2 separate regions of the Homo sapiens genome follow, and region 2 is linked to region 1. A link is a contact called in ENCODE Hi-C or POLR2A ChIA-PET data. All regions are on one chromosome and are shown on one strand. The core of a region is the stretch at or near the end of the contact, and the rest is flanking DNA. Distances in the headings are between cores, read along the strand shown.

Evidence for each region. A loop is a pair of places that touch in the nucleus more often than their neighbours do. ChIA-PET counts read pairs that join two places held with the same protein, here RNA polymerase II (POLR2A). Pooled maps may share reads with other maps.
Region 2: a map of PC-3 shows a loop between it and region 1 (27-fold over the local background). The contact joins the enhancer-like site here to the promoter of LINC02345 in region 1. A Hi-C loop is called at or near these places in 3 of 168 maps with a recorded cell type or tissue (PC-3, heart right ventricle and posterior vena cava), 3 of 37 single-sample maps with no recorded cell type and 7 of 50 pooled maps. POLR2A ChIA-PET finds 5 or more read pairs at or near these places in 4 of 52 experiments (AG04450, GM10248, GM12878 and 1 more).

Annotation. Positions count from the first base shown.
Region 1 is chr15:38,038,457-38,041,863 of GRCh38, forward strand. It overlaps LINC02345 (long intergenic non-protein coding RNA 2345), which reads left to right and starts at 1,937. Exons shown (of 4, transcript NR_120330.1): 1 at 1,937-1,973. It also overlaps a transcript of TMCO5A not described here.
Region 2 is chr15:38,082,361-38,085,794 of GRCh38, forward strand. No RefSeq gene overlaps it. Among named protein-coding and RNA genes, the nearest start is that of LINC01852, 11 kb to the left of the region's middle. Within about 2 kb of position 2,136, at least 4 of the 41 ENCODE cell types and tissues checked have a DNase peak (open chromatin) inside an H3K27ac peak, as active enhancers do.

The sequences.
Region 1 (3,407 bases), core at 687-3,186:
TGCAGTGGCTGCGATCTCGGCTCACTGCAACCTCTGCCTCCCGGGTTCATACCATTCTCCTGCCTCAGCCTCCCGAGTAGCTGGGACTACAGGCACCCACCACCACGCCCGGCTAATTTTTTATATTTGTAGTAGAGATGGGGTTACACCATGTTAACCAGGAATGGTCTCGATCTCCTGACCTCATGATCTGCCCACCTCGGCCTCCCAAAGTGCTGGGATTACAGGCATAAGCCACAACACCCGGCCTCGGAAGATGAAAATTTCAGTGATGCTTGAAACTTTTACTCTACTGGGTTTCAGACATTCATTTCCCATCAATTTTAAATTGCTTCATTCTCCCAACTAGGAAACTTCCAAGTCATCTGAGGTGAGTCTGGTAATAGTTACTCACTGTATGTTATAAGCAGCACGACTTTTCATATTAGTTACTGCACACTGAGTCATCTCTACAGTGCTTGAAATTAAAGTCAGATCACCAAGGAAGTGGAGGACATTCCACATGTATCCCTCTGCTACAGGATAAGATCCACCTTACTCTCCTCACTTAAGTCAGTCAGGAATTAAATGTAACAAGACAAAATGATATGACAAGGACAGTCAAGAGATTCACATCATCAGCTGTTTCCATCTGTCTAGAGGCAGGTGGAAAAAATGCAGGTTTTAATAGAATAGATTTAATTTAATAGATTTAAATAAGCTATAAGTTAAAATTCTGAGTGTAGGGCTGTTAAATATAGATATGGATGACTAAGAAAAATGGAATCATCCTAAGTAAATTCCAAAAATAGAAGTGGTGTTCACCAGGCTGGGCTTGTTTTGCTATTATTTGGCTAAAGAAGTGTAAGAGAAAACGAATGTTAAGTTCAAGATTATAGCTTCACAGTGAGCTAAGTAAATTATAACTACAGTATAACATAAGCTATATTAGGGCATGGCCTCAATTTCATGCATATCCTCTCAGTCCCATAGTCCCTAATAAATAGTAGCTCTCATTACATAAGTTATCGTTCCTCTTGTGTTCTGATCTTTTAGTGACTCTTTTTGGAACAGGATTTGTAGAGACTCCTATATGAGTCAAGCAGACAGAGTGGAACTCTGTTTCTTACTTCTGCCATCCCTATTTTCTCATTCTAGAGTATACCCCACAGGTATAGATTACTCTATAGCAACCAAGCACATACTTGAACTTCCATGGCAGTTTATCTTTTGTGATAATCATACTGATAAGTAAACAGAATATTTGCCTTGACAAGTAAACTCAGTGGCATCCAGCCCAGATTATATAATGGAACCAAATTCTCGACTGTTCTTAATGTTGCATAACAAATTGCCACAAACTTAGCTACACAAACACCACATATTATTATCTCAGTCTTCGTGGGTCAGAAGTCTGGGCACGAATTAGCTGGTCCTCTGCTCAGTTTCAAAGGCTGCAATCAAGGCATTAGCTGGGCCACATTCTCATCAAAGGTTCAACTAGGGAAAAATCCACTTCCAAGTTCATCCCAGTTGTTGACAGAATTCATCTCTTTGCAGCTACATAACTGGAGCCTCAGCTCTTCACTGACTGTCCTCAGGTTCCAGGGGCCACCTGCAGTTCCTTGCCACATGGATTTCTCCAGCATAGCTGTGTACTTCATCAAGGCACAAGGAGAGTCTCCAGTCTACCAGAGCCCTATGTAATGTAACATAATCAACAAAGTGACGTCCCATTCATATTCAATTGGTCAGAAGCAAGTTACAGTCCCCACCCAGGTCAGAGGGAGGAGATATGACAAAGAAGTAAACATCAGGAGGCTGGGACAATGGGGATACTTAAGGTCCATCCTGCTACAACTTCCACAATGGCGTCTTGACCATGAGGGCTCCACAGACACTGAAGCGGTCACCCAGGCTGCAAGTCTTGGAGGCATTCTCTAGGAATCACAGTCCCATTCTTCTGCAGGCAAACGGAGTCGCCATATGACCCAGTAAGTTTACTCTTAGGTACATTCCCTAGAGAAATAAAAATATATGTCCGTGCAAAAACATGTATGTGAGTGTTCGTAGCAGTGTTATTCATAATAGCCAAAAGGTGGAAACAAGCCAAATGTTTGTCAACTGATGAATGGAGAAATAAAATGTGGTATAACCATACAATGGAACATTAAACAGGAATAAAAAGAAATGGAATGCTGAGACATGCAACAACATGGATGAACCTCAAGTACATTATGCTAAAAGAAAGAAGCCGGTCACAAAGGACCACAGCTTGCATGATTCCATTTATACAAAATGTCCAGAATAGGCAGATCTACAGACTGGAAGTAGAACAGGGATTGCCAAGGGCTGTGGGAAGGGAAAAGTGGGGAACAATGCTAATGGGTAAGAGCTTTCTTTATGGGATAATAAAATGTTCCAAATTTAGATTGTGGTGATAGTTGCACAATTCTGTGAAAATACTAACAATTTTTAATGGGCGACTATTATGGCATGTGAATTATATCTCAGTAAATCTTTTTTTATTAAAAAACAAAAAAGACCCACAAGTTTTGTCATGAAAAATTAAATCTAAAACATATTGCTTAGATACTAAAATATTGAAATATTCACATTTCTCTGGCATTTAAATGATGTGTAAGAACTATAAATATCCAAAATTAGGATCATCTCAGAAAATCTATGCTGCAGTAAGATCTCTTCATAGTACACACACGGAGAGGCAAAAACCAGGTACTGTACATAGATGACAAGTGGTTTTCCCAAGGGCCCAGCAAAAATAATTTAGTTTTGCCATAACATGTGCCAGAATCCATTTCCACATTTTTTGATGAAGATCTCTTCCTTTTCCCTCATTAATTCAAATATTAAATAGGTACTGGTATGGTTTGATAAAACAATAATTTCCAAAATTACTCTGTGTTTTAGAATATGAAAGTTTAACAGACAGCACTAAGGCTATCCTCTCCTGTGTAGTTTAACAGGCAACAGCTCCAGATACCTTTAAGCAAAAGCATACCGGCTTTTTAAGGTGAGGTTCAGCAGGGATCTAGAGAGCTAATAGAGCCAGAAATCTTAGCCAGACAAAGACACCTGCTAATACCAGTTTACAGGTAAGTTTAAACTGATACTAATATAGAGATGTATTTTACACATTGATTGACATGCCCATTTATAAGTTCCCTTTCCATCCAACCTACCTGGCACTTCCATATACCCTACTGCCCAGACCCACATGGAAAGGTTTTATCCTGAGAAACAGTAACTAACCAGAGGCTTTACATATCTGAGTCATTTAACTGCTGCAGACGTGCTACAGTTTTACAAGGCAGTGGTATTTCCTGTAACTTCTTTAGTGTTCTAGTTGATGCCTGCTCTGTTCCCATCCCTTATCACTTAATGGAAGAAGGAAAAAAATAAAAGTG
Region 2 (3,434 bases), core at 886-3,385, 44 kb after region 1:
AGGTGGGATATTTGGAAAGGTCAGAATGACTGAATGGCCTCTTTCTATTTTCCAAATGTTCTCTCTTTATATATATGTGTGGTACCTCATTCTAAAGGAGGTTAGCCTGGGCTTGCTCACCAGTAGCAGTATTCCAAGAAGACAAAGCATAGGAGCTTTGTTAGGCTTCTGCGTGCATCATGTTCACTGATGTCCTATTAGGCAAAGCAAGTCACACGGTCAAGCTCTGCATGACTCTAGGAGTACACTACACAAGCTGTAGATACAAGTTCACAACTCATTGGGAGCCATTCCTTGTTTACTGCTGTGATAAACTAGTAAACTGACTTAGTAAATTCAACTGTCTTCAGCATTATCACTATACTCATCATCATCTATTCAGGACATCTTAATCTGAATTGAGTTTATTATCTTTGGAGGAATAAAGAATTTCAGATTTCTAAGATCAGCAATTTAGCAGGCAGATACACATTACACAAGTATTTATTGAGCACCTGTATACACTTTGTTCTTTTTTAGGTGCTGAACATTGATAACAGTAAGTGACTAAGGCGCTCCCTGCCTTCAAGAAACTCATGTTCTAGTAGATAGAAGAGGAGACTTCAGAAAGAATGGTAAACACATCAAATGTTAAGGAAACCTGGACAATATTAGGGCTTTTATACTGAAGTTGTGAGCCTACTGAGAAATTTCTTCTATTGAATACATCGTGAAAATTCTTAGTCTTGATTGTCAAAGATTAAAGAAAATATGATTAGAAAATAGCACAGTGCATGATACATTGTATATATTTTATTTTATTTTACTATTTTGAGACGCAGTTTTGCTCTTGTCACCCAGGCTGGAGTGCAATGGTATGATCTCGACTCACTGCAACCTCTGCCTCCCAGGTTCAAGCAATTCTCCTGCCTCAGCCTCCCGAGTAGCTGGGATTATAGGTGCCTGCCACCACGCCCAGGTAATTTTTGTATTTTTAGTAGAGACAGGGTTTCACCATGTTGGCCAGGCTGGTCTCAAACTTCCTGACCTCGGGTGATCCACCCACCTCCACCTCCCAAAGTGCTGGGATTACAGGCGTGAGCCACCGCACCCAGCCAGATACATTGTATATATTTTAAAAACCCATGCCTGGGCATGGTGATTCACACCTCTAATCTCAACACATTGGAAGGGTGAGGCAGAGGATCCCTTTAGGTCAGGAGTTCAAAACCAGCTGGGGCAACATAGCAAGACCCTGCCTCAACTGAAAAAAAGTGAGAATAGAAAAAGAAAACCCTGAATACATCAGTGATTATTTTTACTCCTCTAGGGAACTTCATCTCCCTTTTCCTGCCATATGCCTTCAACCTTGGTTTTCAATGGAGAGTCTCATTATTAAGCTAGATTAGGGTTCAACAAGAGTGTTCCTACTCTTGTCTGGAGCTGTTTGAAATGATTAGCTCATAAAGCAATGTGATCAGCCTTTAGCTTAAAACTCCACCTAAGCAAATTCTTACAGTATAGGATTACACATCCAGGACCCTAAAATTCAGCAGATCTTTTTTACCATCACTTTGGAGGTAAGTCAATAGATATCTATTATAATTCTGAAGTAGTCTGAAAATCCCTGGACATTGCAAGGATATTCTAAGGACATACTTGGCATCTTAAGGGATAAACCCACAGCCTCAGGGCAATGAAGGGAATGTAGCACTATGCCAGATATCATGAGGACACAACAGGCCGCAGGAGCCCAGCATCAATTGATTATGTACAGAACTCTGGCTAGAAGTGGGGAATCAAAAGCTCCAACAAATAATTTATCATGAAAGTTAAAATTGAGGAGAAATGTGGGATTAAATACAAAAAGGAAGATCCATTCTATGCATAAAGGAATGAGGATGGAAGCTTATTGAAGCCATGAGCCATCATCGTTTCAGCTGAACATTGATTAGGCACCTATTATATGCCAAACACATATCCTGTCTAGATTCTAGAAATATATAGAAAAATAGAGTATGAGTAGAATATGAGCTTCAGGCAGACTGACCAACCAAAGGAAATGATCAAAAGCAAAAGTTGGGTCAGTCAGAAATCAAAATGCAGGAAGCTGGCTGGTGTTATACCACAAAGTGTGCTGTTTTTACATGGTATAGAGTCAGTTCCTCTGGTTGAGCCTTCCTTGACCACAGGCAATTAGTCATTGCTTCCTCCATCCCTACAGCTCTCTGTTCTTACCTCTACTGGAGAATTTATCCTGTTCTACCTCTTTTACTTTTTTATTTTCTTTTCAACAGAATTTGTAAGTCTCAATGTTCTACCTCTTTATGTTTGCTTTTCCCTAGATTGTATCTTCAACCCCTAGCACAAACCTTGGCATATAGGAGACATGTAATAAATGTGTTTCCATGATAAGCTTGAATCAATTAATAAAAGAGGAAAGTAACGTGCCTTGTTTGAAACCTCTCTTTAAGGCCACAGGTCTTGTCCTGCTGTATTAGAAAAGGCTGTTCTAAGAAAAAGGACTGAGTTAGAATGAAGTACATCCTTCACTCATCTTACAAAACCCTCTTTAAATTTCTTTAATACATAACTTGATGTAACACTGCAGAACTCTATAACTAAGTTAATGGCAATTCCAATTTAATAATTTTATTTATCAAGAAAGCTATAGGAAATAAAATCTTTCCATTACAGTAACAATTGGTTTGTCTATTGTACACTTCTTAAGGGCAAAAATTAAAAAGCATGTTTAAGGGAAAATAAAAGTTAGACATTTCAAGAAAATTGATATACCGTGAACCTCATCTTTCTATATGATGGTTTTCATATTCACTCGAAGAATGGGATTTAACTCTCTTCTCTCTCTCTCTCATTGTCTCTCCCCACCTCTCTCGCACGTGTGCGCGCTCACACACCCACACCCACCCACACACACAGACACTGTGGTACTTTAGTCTCATTAACAGGTGCCTTTCAGCTACTTCCTTTTTCTAAAACAAGAAGTATTGAGTCAGCAACTTGGCCAGGGGGAACTCAAAACAATGTCTATTAATAATGAAGACTTCCTAATGTTGGCAAAATCTGTTTCCCCTTTAGAAGACTGAGAGAGCAAGCTACTAAAAGTTAGTATCCCTCACGAAGTCAAAGAGATTTAGGAAAAGCTTTCTAGAAGTCTTGATTTAGTTAAAATTTGGGCCACATATTTTGGGACAGAGCCCAGAGTTCTTTATGTTGGCTGTTGATAGAGGCAGCTTCCATTTCAAGATAAAAACTAACAAATAATTAAAATGTGTTAAATATTTACTGTGTTCTAAGTATTGTGATAAGCTCTTGTATGAACTTATTATTTGACCCCAACAACAGCCCTGATAGTGAAGCTGGGAGTGGAGATCTGGTCTTTCTGATTTAAAGGAGATGCTCTTTGCTGTTACCTTAAACTGTGTTCATCTGAA